Linked DNA regions of Homo sapiens: region 1 is linked to region 2. Evidence: chromatin loops called from intact Hi-C (ENCODE). Cell type or tissue: PC-9. All regions are shown on one strand. Links, peaks and the distances in the headings refer to the core of each region. The heading gives the core; the rest is flanking DNA.

Evidence for each region. Hi-C counts contacts between places; a loop is a spot of excess contacts. Peaks named below come from ENCODE experiments on the same cell type or tissue, not always from the same donor. Only the 100,000 strongest peaks of a DNase experiment are listed, where the experiment ranks them.
Region 1: it touches region 2 in a loop (9-fold over the local background); 1 of 110 quality-filtered maps calls a loop at or near these places.

Annotation. Positions count from the first base shown.
Region 1 is chr4:173,071,849-173,077,232 of GRCh38, reverse strand. No RefSeq gene overlaps it. Among named protein-coding and RNA genes, the nearest start is that of GALNT7, 94 kb to the left of the region's middle. RefSeq lists enhancers at 1,861-2,659, 2,660-3,458. In PC-9, for the core only: no CTCF peak of the experiment used is centred there; a DNase peak (open chromatin) is centred at 2,712; H3K4me3 peaks cover 382 bases; H3K27ac peaks cover 2,256 bases.
Region 2 is chr4:173,249,301-173,254,684 of GRCh38, reverse strand. The region is part of intron 2 of GALNT7 (polypeptide N-acetylgalactosaminyltransferase 7); the gene reads right to left. Among named protein-coding and RNA genes, the nearest start is that of MIR548T, 16 kb to the left of the region's middle. In PC-9, for the core only: no CTCF peak of the experiment used is centred there; a DNase peak (open chromatin) is centred at 2,184; H3K27ac peaks cover 1,542 bases.

The DNA of each region.
Region 1 (5,384 bases), core at 71-5,070, 180 kb after region 2:
ACTGTTATACTTTGAGCCTATATTTTACTTAAATGCTGTTAAACTTTTATGAAAGCATTACAGGCATTACAGTAAAAACCAAAAGCCTTGGGAGGCTATTAATAATTTAGTGTCTTGAGTTCATGTGGGAATGTTAATCCCACTTACTAAAGAAGAGTTCAGTATGAGTCACTATGATTAAGACCTTGTAACTGTGGAGATGCAGAAGTGTGAAAGTATGCTATTATAGATATATTGAGTATAAAATCCAAATATACCAACTGAATAGATTGTGAATGTGCATCCCTGATTAATATTCCTTGAAGGTCTTACTTTAAAAGTTAAACTCCGCCTGTAATCCCAGCACTTTGGGAGGCCGAGGTGGGCAGATGACCTGAGGTCAGGAGTTTGAGACCAGTCTGGCTAACATGGTGAAACCCTGTTTCCACTAAAAATACAAAAAATTAGCCAGGTGTGGTGGTGCGTGCCTGTAATACCAGCTACTTGGGAGGCTGAAACAGGAGAATCGCTTGAACCTGGGAGGCAGAGGTTGCAGTGAGCCGAGATCATGCCATTGCACTCCAGCATGGGCAACAAGAGTGAAACTCCATCTCAAAAAAAAAAAAAAGTGGAATGTTATCCAAACATTCCACTTTTTTGGTGCTTCTGAGACTATCTGATAGGCCTATAATAGCAGCTTTAACTATCTTAGGGTTGAGCTAGCTAAACCAAAAATGTGATCTTTCAAATACCCAATAGTGTTTATAATTTAAAAGAAATGATGGTATCATTCCATAAACTTTTCACAGAGTAAAAAGGATAGACTTGGAAGAGCAAGGGCAGATGGTCTGGAGAAATGGAAGCATAGATTTTGAGGTTGCCTTGGGGATAGTTGTGCATTTTTGCATACCACATATGCCTCTGAGAATAGAGAGAGGGTTGGGGTTCTCCTTGCTCTTCAATGCTGTTTTTGGGTAGCTTCCACAGTCTTGTTGAAAATTGTGCTTCATTGAGGCATGTGCCTTTTGGCCTTTCTTCCTTCCAGTTTTTATGACTGTCCTTTTACTCCTCACTTATTTATTAATGAACTTTATGCTGGTCTAATAGTGATTCTCTCACCCAATTCCTGATATCATATATAAATACATAACCTGGCCGGATGCAATAGCTCATGCCTGTAATCCCAGCACTTTGGGAGGCTGAGGCGGGCAGTTCACCTGAGGTCAGGAGTTTGAGACCAACCTAGCCAACATGGCAAAACCCCGTCTCTACTAAAAGTACGAAAATTAGTCGGGTGTGGTGGCGGGTGCCTGTAGTCCTAGCTACTCGGGAGGCTGAGGTGGGAGAATCGCTTAAACCTGAGAGGGGGAGGTTGCAGTGAGCCGAGATGGCACCACTGCACTGCAGCCTGAGTGACAGAACACCTTTAAGATGCTGGATGTCACTGCAAATGCCTGCACTTTTGGCTGGTCTCTTTCTTGGTGCCTTGATACTTTAATCACATTATATATTTAAAAAGCAAAAGGAAACAAAACAAAACAAGGCCTAAGAGAGGGGATCATGCCTAAATTGGCAGGTCCTAAAACACTTCTCCTCATCCTTTGGAGCTCAGGTTAAATGTCATTTCCTCAAGAAAACTTTTCTTGTATCTGTGGGACTATGCCAAGTCCTCCACTCTATGCTTCCAAATTCATGAGACTGTTTAATTAATATCTGACTTTTCTACCAGAATGTCAACTCCGATAAGGCAGAAACTGTACCTGTAAGGCTCACCATTGTGACTCCAGAGGTCTGTACAGTGTTGTCTTAGGCTGGGTGCTTGATAAATAATGGTTGAGTGAACAAATAAATGAGTGAATTAATGAAAGAGTTTATTATCTACCTGTCTAACTAGTAGTCTTAGAAATCTGGAATGGAAGCCAGGCATGGTGGCACATGCCTGTAATCCCAGCTACTTGGGAGACTGAGGTGGGAGGATCACTTGAGCCCAAAAGTTGGAGACCAACCTGGACAACATAGCAAGATTACAATACCCTGTCTCCAAGATTACAATACCCTGTCTCAAAAAAAAAAAAAAAAAAAAAGAAAGGAAGGAAAAAAGAAAGAATCGTCATCTGAAAATCATTCTAATTTCCTGATAATAGCTGATTTATACTTAAAAATATTTTTTTCAGCTTTTGGAGAAATCCAGAACACCCAAAGAGAGAAAATAGCATTAAAGTAGAGATAATTTCTTTGACAATATGACTATTAAACATAATTATTAAAAAGTGTTTTTTCTCTTTCATTCCTTTTCTGTTAGTGATATATGTTAGAGGTGCTTACAGCAAGAGCGTTAAACCCCGTGTGTGTGTGTGTGCACGCTGCATGTGTGTGCTGTGTGTGTGTGTGTGTGTGTGTGTGTGTTTGATGCAGTCCTTTTCAGAGTCCATTTGTAACATAGTCTGGGCTTGGTGGTTGTGGTCACTGTTTGCAAAATCTGCTGCTCTGTGTCTTTTCTCCCTGCATTCACAATGACTCACTTTCTCCCAGGTGCTGAGATTGCTTCACAGCAGGGCATGCTTATTGCCACATGGCCTGATTTTGTGCTTAATGTTCCCTCCATGCATCTTGTTCTGTTTCTGCTCTCTGCTTGACAAATGCCTACTCAGCTGGCCACCCCTTAAAAAATGGGCTGCCTTAAGCATGACAGCAGGGCTTCTGAATAAGCTGCATTCCAGACTGGTGCTGAAGACCTTGCCCATCCATCTGCTTTAGGGAAGAAAAGTGCAAATTTAAACCTGACCTTGAATTCCTAAGTGGCATTTTGAGAGTAAACAAAATGACTAGGTATTTTTGCAGCATATAAACTCTCTCACAAATACCAGTCAGACAATTTATTTAATGAGTTTTTACATCACCCAGTCCAGCCTTGTATCTTTACCCTGTATACAGCACTCAGCACCACACCTATGTTGTGAAAATTCACCTTGGCTAGTTTTAAATTGTGCTTTACCACCTGCTTCTGCTCATAATTCCTGGTTCATTTCCCTTTTAAGAAATCTCCCTTTCGGCCCTTGCATTTGACATACCTGCTTTGGTTATTCTTTTGCTAACAACTTGGATTCCTTATTTAAGAGAGTCTCTCTCTCTTTTGTTTATGCTGCTTTCATCTGTGCTGGGTAATTAATTGCCTCACTGGCTGGAACTACTTTTTGTATAGATGCTACTGACTGCTGCCTCAACTGGGTTCCACCCAGTCCCCTAAACCTAGAGGACTCAGAGAAATGCCAGGCCAGATTAGTTTTATTTATCTTTCAAGAAAATTTTTAAACAAAACACAATTTTCTTGGTGGTTGACAATTTAGGACGAATGAGTTTTGAGTGTGAGTAAATCTAGGATGTTCACTGTACAATGAAAGACTGTGAGCTGTCATGATTTTATTTTTAGAGCTGGTGAGTCCTATATTGCAAATAAGAACGTGCATATTCAAACGTTTGTATGAAAATGTTAATTTTTAGGAAGGTTTGTTGTTGTTGTTGTTATTTAAGTAGATGGGTGATGTGCTTAAATTTTAATGAGTTGAAAAATTGTCTGACCACTTCGATGTTGAAGGTCCATCGAGGTGACCTCACCTATGACCCATTTTTTAGTGCTCCTTGCCCTGGTTATAATCTGTGACTCTCTTTAACCACTCCTGTTTTGATTAAGGAAATAAAGACTGTTTCCCATATTTTGCTACTGAGTATATTCTTATGTCGACTTTGCCACTCACATTGTCATTTCCATTGCCATAAGGGTATCTGTCAAAGCAGAGGTTGTTTTGTAACTTCTCGTAATAAGGAGAACCTTATACCCGATTGGTGGCTTTTTTGATACACGAATTGTTCTCAAGATTGTCCTGAAATGCCTTGTTTGTTGTCATTCTAGTTAGACAAGTAATCAGCCTTGAGCTGCACAGTATTTTAACTAAGACATTTGGTTTTTTTCCCTTTTCTTTCTTTCTTTTTTTCCCCTCTCGGGTGTTTAGAACTACAAGAGATTTGTTTTTCTAATTGCTTAGTTGCAGTTAGGTGGAACCTACATATTATTTTTTTTTCTGCTGCAGAATTTTTATCATGTGGAATTAAGCAAGTACCTTGCCTTAGTCCATTTTTTCTTGCTTATAACAGAATACCTGAAACTGGGTAATTTATTTTAAAAAATGCTTTTATTTCTTACAGTTCTGGAGGCTGAGGAGCCCCAGGTTGAGGGGCTTCATCTGGTGAGAGCCTTCTTGCTGGTGGAGACTCTGAAGAGTCCCGAAGTGGTGTGGGGAAACATATGGTAAGGACTGAACATGTTTGTTCAGGTCTCTCTTTCTCTTTCTATAAAACCACTGGTCCCCACCCACAATAGCTTATTAATTCATTAACATATTAATCCATAATGTGACATTATGGTGGCTTTATAATTAGGGGGATTATAAACTTATTCCCCAATGTGACATTATAGAGAGGTGGGGCCTTTAAAAGGTGGTTGAATCACAAGGACAGACCAATAGAGCATGGGTTAATGGGTCTGTCCTCATGATTCAACCACCTTTTAAAGGCCCCACCTCTCAATAATGTCACATTGGGGATTAAGTTTCAACATGACTTTTGAAGGGACATTCAAACCACAGCATAACCATTAAATATACCCACGAAATAGCTTTTAAAAATTTGACTGTGACCTAGCATTTACAAATGCTTAATTAAATATTTTTATAAAATTACACATTATGAATAGTTCCCTCTCCTTTAACTTCAGGTACAGCTTAATTGTGAAAACAGGGTGGGTGCTATTAGAAGCCCATGGTCCTATAGATGTTCTTAATATTCAGCTCTAACATTCGAATATCCTTTAGATTGATAGCATTTAGGGGCATTTAGTTTGAGTTCAATGAGGTTAGAATTACAGAAAAAACATAAAATTTTTACTCACTAATCAATTCAGAAACTGCATATTTTAGATCCCTCTGGAGAATTAATTAAATATTCAGTTATTTTGAAACTGAATTGGTGAAGGGGTAATTTGATTAAATAACACTTTTGCTGTAAGAGACACTCTAAAACTTCAGTCTAGAATACATCATGTAGGAGGAGGTGTAACAAGCAGTCTCTCACCTTCAGGTTTCTGAGTTTCTCCAGATGTCTCCTGTGCTCATTTCTTCCTCTGGTAATTATATTAGTGTTTGGGAAAAGATCTGGTGGAGAGGATATAGAGCTGTACACAGCATGATGACATTGTCAGGGTGGAAATTTCACAGACAAGACTTTAGTTGGACTCTAAGATTTTGCTCTGTGACCTCTTTACAGATTCCTTTCTCAATGTCATAGCTTGGATCTGCTAAATGGATACAGTTGAATAAAGGGTATCAATTTATGAGCCAAAAAAACCTCCT
Region 2 (5,384 bases), core at 207-5,206:
AGTTTGGATGGTCACATAGAACCACCACATATTCCAAAAACAGAAACTAGGGCAAAGTACAAATACCTCTGCATATACATGATTCATATATGTATGTGTATGTATGATTTCTATATATTCTAAATATTTGTCTTAATGTTTTATGAGTAGTTTAAGGTTTTAGCTCTAGCTGAAATCTATGGATCAAGATACATAAAACAAAACTAAAAGGAAAGCTATAGCATTCCAATTAAATCAATGTTTTAAAAATAGCAACCATTTTATAAATTATAGCAATACATTCTAAATAGCTTGGTAGATATCAAAGAGAACCTTTAATATGGATAGAGAATAAGAAAACCTCACAAACACAATTCACCTTAGATAAAATTACAGTATAAGAATTAATATTTATTTTGGACTCAGGTAAGAGGAGAATTATCTGGCATATAAGGCATGAGTGTAAATGTAAAATATCTTTTTAAAAAATATTTCCCATAGACAAGCTTAAGAAAGATATTAACGATCTTACTAACATGTGCATAGCTCTTAGAATTTTCAAAGCACTTTTACATCTATCATCTCACTTTGTAATTGCAACTAAGATAGCTTTTCTACAAAACAGAAATGCAAAAGGTGTGTAAGTGGGAGAAAAGGTTAAATATTAGAAGCAAATGAATTCATTCAATAAGTCAAAATATTTAATTCATTTGTTTGAATCAGAATACCTCCGATTGTCTGCTTTGTTGGGCAGAAAAAAAGGGTAAGAATATTTCCAAGTGTTTGCATCAGCAGTTCACAGTAAAAGGAAATAAAATCCCAAACTTTATCAGAAGAAAATCTAACCTATCCACAAACAGAATTTTCTACTTCTTCCCATAAACAGGCTCCTTATCCTGACTGGCTCTGCATGAATTCATCTAAACCGGGCAGCAGACCAGTTCAGGTAAACGAGCTTTGGGCAGAGTGGACTGTTCTATCCTAACCAGCCTCTTTCTGTTAATGGCACCACTCCTCTTTGTGTTACTGAGCTTCAAAGCCTTGGATTTATCTTTGATTTCCCCTTCCACTCCATCACCTCCCAAGGCCTACTGCTTCTAACTCTTTTGTTCTCTTACACTGAATCTCCTTTTTCTGGTTCTATAACCTCCACTGGAGTTCCCACTCAAATGCCACTAACCCTCTAACAGGCCTCCACCCCCTAATCTACTCTAACACCTCTACTAGTTTGAAATCCCCAAAGTTCTCTTTATAAACCTTCAGTGGGTCTTCCCAAATACCAGATTCAATGTAGACTCTGTGAATGGCATGTAGTCTTCCAATGCCCTACTATCTTCCCAGCTGTATTTCCCTCCACATACCTCCAGATCCAAGTAAACCGCACTACATGCTCATGTCTTCTACTACATGTTCAAGTGCCCTCTTCCTGAAGGCACCCTACTCATCCTTCAGGGTCTTCCCTAGTATCCCCCTCAGAAAAGAAAACTATCTTTTACTTTTCTTTGAGATGGGCTCTCACTCTATCACTCAGGCTGGAGTGCAGTGGTGTGATCTCGGCTCACTGCAACCTCTGCCTCCTAGGCTCAAGGGATCCTCTCACCTCAGCCTCCCAAGTAGAAGAGACCAGAGGGATGCGCCAACACGCCCAGCTGATTTTTTTGTATTTTTGGTAGAGATGGGGTTTTACCATGTTGCCCAGGCTGGTCTCGAACTCCTGGACTCATGCGATCAGCCCACCTCAGCCTCTGAAAGTGCTGGGATTACAGGCATGAGCCACCATGCCTGGCAAAGTATCCTTTTCTGACTCCCCTGTAACTTGACCTCTCACTCCTCTGAACCACATTATTAAAATACCTTTCTAATGGTTCTTACATTCTGCCTTACATTATGGCATTCTTTCCTTTCTCCCTAGTGGTAGATGGTGAGCCCCTTGAAGGCAGGGACAGTGCATTACATATTAGAGATACTCAATATCTGTTGAACTGTGAAGAAAATCATATTTGTATTTTATAGAAAAAAGTGTGAAGGCAGGTGAAGTCATTCTTGGCTCAAGTCTTTAAAAAAGAAGCAGGCCTCCAGTTCACTCAAAATACTGTTACTCACCCTTTTAACACGCAATCAACAGCCAATAAATTACTCAGTCAGTGAATGTAATTCAAAGCTATCACATACAGAAGTGTGAGTCATGCCAGCAGCTGGACAGTTCTCTCCTGCTTCTAGGGAAGAGAACATTCATCTACAAAGACTACACAACAGCCGCAAGAACGAACAAGCTAACCACAGTGTCAGATGTCACAGCTGGACAAACAGCCCAAGCCTGGTCTCTAAGCTATGCAGGTGCCTCATTTCTATGACAGACAGAGGCAGGAGAACAAGGCTGTTAGGGCCTGTGTTCTGAAGCGGCAAAAAGCCAGCCACAGCAAGCCAGCTTCTGAGGGGCTCCAAGCACATTCCCCATGAGGGATGAGGATGAGGAAGGGTGCATCCTCATGTGCACAATATGGATGTGCGATATGTTTTCAATATGTTGCTAGTAAAAGCAGACAAGTGCTAATATGCATATTAGGTAATATGCAACACTTAGGCGATTTTTATTCATGGTTGGTTATTATTTTAGAGAAAAATTCCAAAGATTGTCCACATTCTAAAGTATAAATAATTTTACTTAGAAAAGTATGTTATACTCTACACTGAATTGTAAGTGTTCAAAAAGGAATGAAGCCTATCTCATTTTTTTTAAGTGGGAGAAAGAATCCAGTTTAAAAAATAATTTGGATTCAGTTTAAAAAAGTTTCTGGGATTTATTATATTTGGGCATTTTGAAATATTAAAAAATGACTTTTATCACTAGTATAGGATTTCAAAGAGAGGCTTAGGAGCATTTACTAAAATAGATTTGGGCCTTTTAATTTTACTGGAGACACAATATTTACAGAAATAATACACAAAAACATGCAATGTCCTATTTCTAGGCACTGCTCCAGTTGTGCCAGAGGAAAGAACACGGGACAGAACTGGCTATGCAAGGCATGGAAGAAGGAAAGAAAGGAGACAGGAAGGAAACTGCGGGGTGCAAGGAGGACTCAGAGATGCGAGGTTCCCATGGAAATCAGTGTGTCTGAAATTTTCAAAGGAAATGAAGGCTTTAGCATCATGGAAGGTACTAGTAGAAGCAAGAGGATGTAGACAAGGCAATGTGTGACATTTATGTTTTCCAAAAAGCAACAGAGCCTATCAAAGCTAAATAGTAACTGAAAACATTCGAATGTTGACAACAAGGTAAGGAAGAAAATACCATAGCAGTAAAAACAGCTAATAATACTCAGGTTTCTAACCAACAGGCTAATAAAAGACTTTTTGTAGTCAATTATGTCATTTTAATTCTAATGCTAATCCTGAGAGATTGGTATGGTTAGATCTGTCTTAACGTTTAGGTAACTGAGGGTTAGAGAGGACAAGTAACTGGTCAAAGATCTCACATCTAGTGATGGCATCAAGGTTTGAACCCTGGCTGATTTCATTCACACGTTCATTCATTCTCGACAGATATTTACCAACTGGGTACTACTACTGAGTTCCTACTTGTCAGTTACTAGGCTTACAAATAGGCATAGTTCTTGCTCTTAGGAACTTATCTAATGAGAAAGGCAGCCAATAAACAACTTAATAAACCAATATCTAATTATAAAATTTGATAGATACCATGAAGAAAATGGCTAAAGAGAAGTAATAGAGAATAAAGTGGGGCCTTAGCAAATTAGACAGCATGGTTAGAGAAGTGCAAGAGAGGCCTAAAGGATGGGAAGGAGCCAGCCCGTCATGGGAAGAAAGGAACAAGCATTCATGGAGGAGGGAAGAGCATATGCAGAAGACCTGAGACAGGCCAGCACAGCTGGACTATGTGGGCAAGAAGTATAGTAGCAAGAAGAGGTCTGCAAGGTGGGTAAGGGCCACAGCGTGGGGGCTGCTGCACGTTAGGAGTTTGGGTTTTAAGTGCAATGGGAAGGCACAGAATGGTTTTAGATTTGGGTTTCTAAAAGACCACACTGATTTCTGTCTGAAAAAAAAGACAGTAAGAGGCAAGAGTAGAAATGGAAAGACCAGTAACGAGACTTCTGCAGGATTCCAGGAGAGATGATGGTTGCATGGCCTCAGGTGGAGGTAGAGGAGAGGAAAGAAGCGGACCTCAGAAGTGATCTGGGCTACATTTTGGTGGCAGAACCAAGGGGCCTTGCTGATGGACTGGATGTGAGGGGTGAAGGGGAGGAAGGCACAGAGGATGTCTCTAAATCCTGTGCCCTGCTTTAAGCCTTGTACATCATTTAATTTTCTTATTTCTTATATTGAAAAGTTAGCTATATTTATATTGGTGTTTTAAGTGACATATTTTTAAATAAACAGTTTATGTGCTAAAATTTCTTGTTTCCACACTGTTAAGCTCACCCTCTGATTGTAACATCTGCACTGAGGTACACTACTCAGAGAGAGAGATATATACCTCAGGTGTGCAGTGATGGAGACAAAGGGGCTTTCACACCAAATCACCTAGGGGCGACTCACAGTTTTGCCATTCTTCTAGGTAAATGCAAAGAAGTCACAACTCTGTCTGAGCCTCAGACTTCACACACACAGGTAAGAGCTCTCTCACAGTTTGGTTGTGAGAATTCAATAACTTTATACTAAGTCCCAGCCTGCAGCAGAAAGTCCCTTCCCTTCTCCCTCATTACAGTGATGAAATGCCACCAGTCATTTCGCAAAGCACCTCTGTAACAGAGATGAGGGATCTGACTGAGTGCTGCACTGAGGATAACTGAGACACGTTCTAGACGAGGGACTCGAGATCCTGTTAGGGGTCCTAAAGGGTCCTCACATGGCAGCTGTAACTCTTTAACAACCATCTTTATCTCCTGACTAAGACTGCCAGATAAAACACAGAACACCGAGTTAAAATTGGATTTCAGGGAAATCCAATTTAAAAAAATTTTTAAGTATGTCCCATGCAATATTTGGAACATATACTAAATTTTTTAACCATTTATCTGAAATTCAAATTTAATTGGGCATCTTGTATTTTTATTTGCTAAATCTGGCAATGCTATCTATGACTAGGCAAGTCTCTACTGGGAATAAATTACTCTAAGATTCTTCCTTCACAGCCCTGGGAGATGCTCTGACTGTTCTCTGTATAAGAGGTTGTATCACTCACCATCACACTGCTGCACTTCCACTCCTACCTTCTTTGCACATTTCACTCATCTCTTCTCACTTTTACCAGTAAATGTACAGGAATGCTCAAAGTCTATTAAATGGCATTATATTGGACACAGGATTTTACTTAGCGGTCATAAAGAATGCTGGTGAATAGGTGTGAGTGTGTGTGTGTACATGCATACGTGTATGTGAAC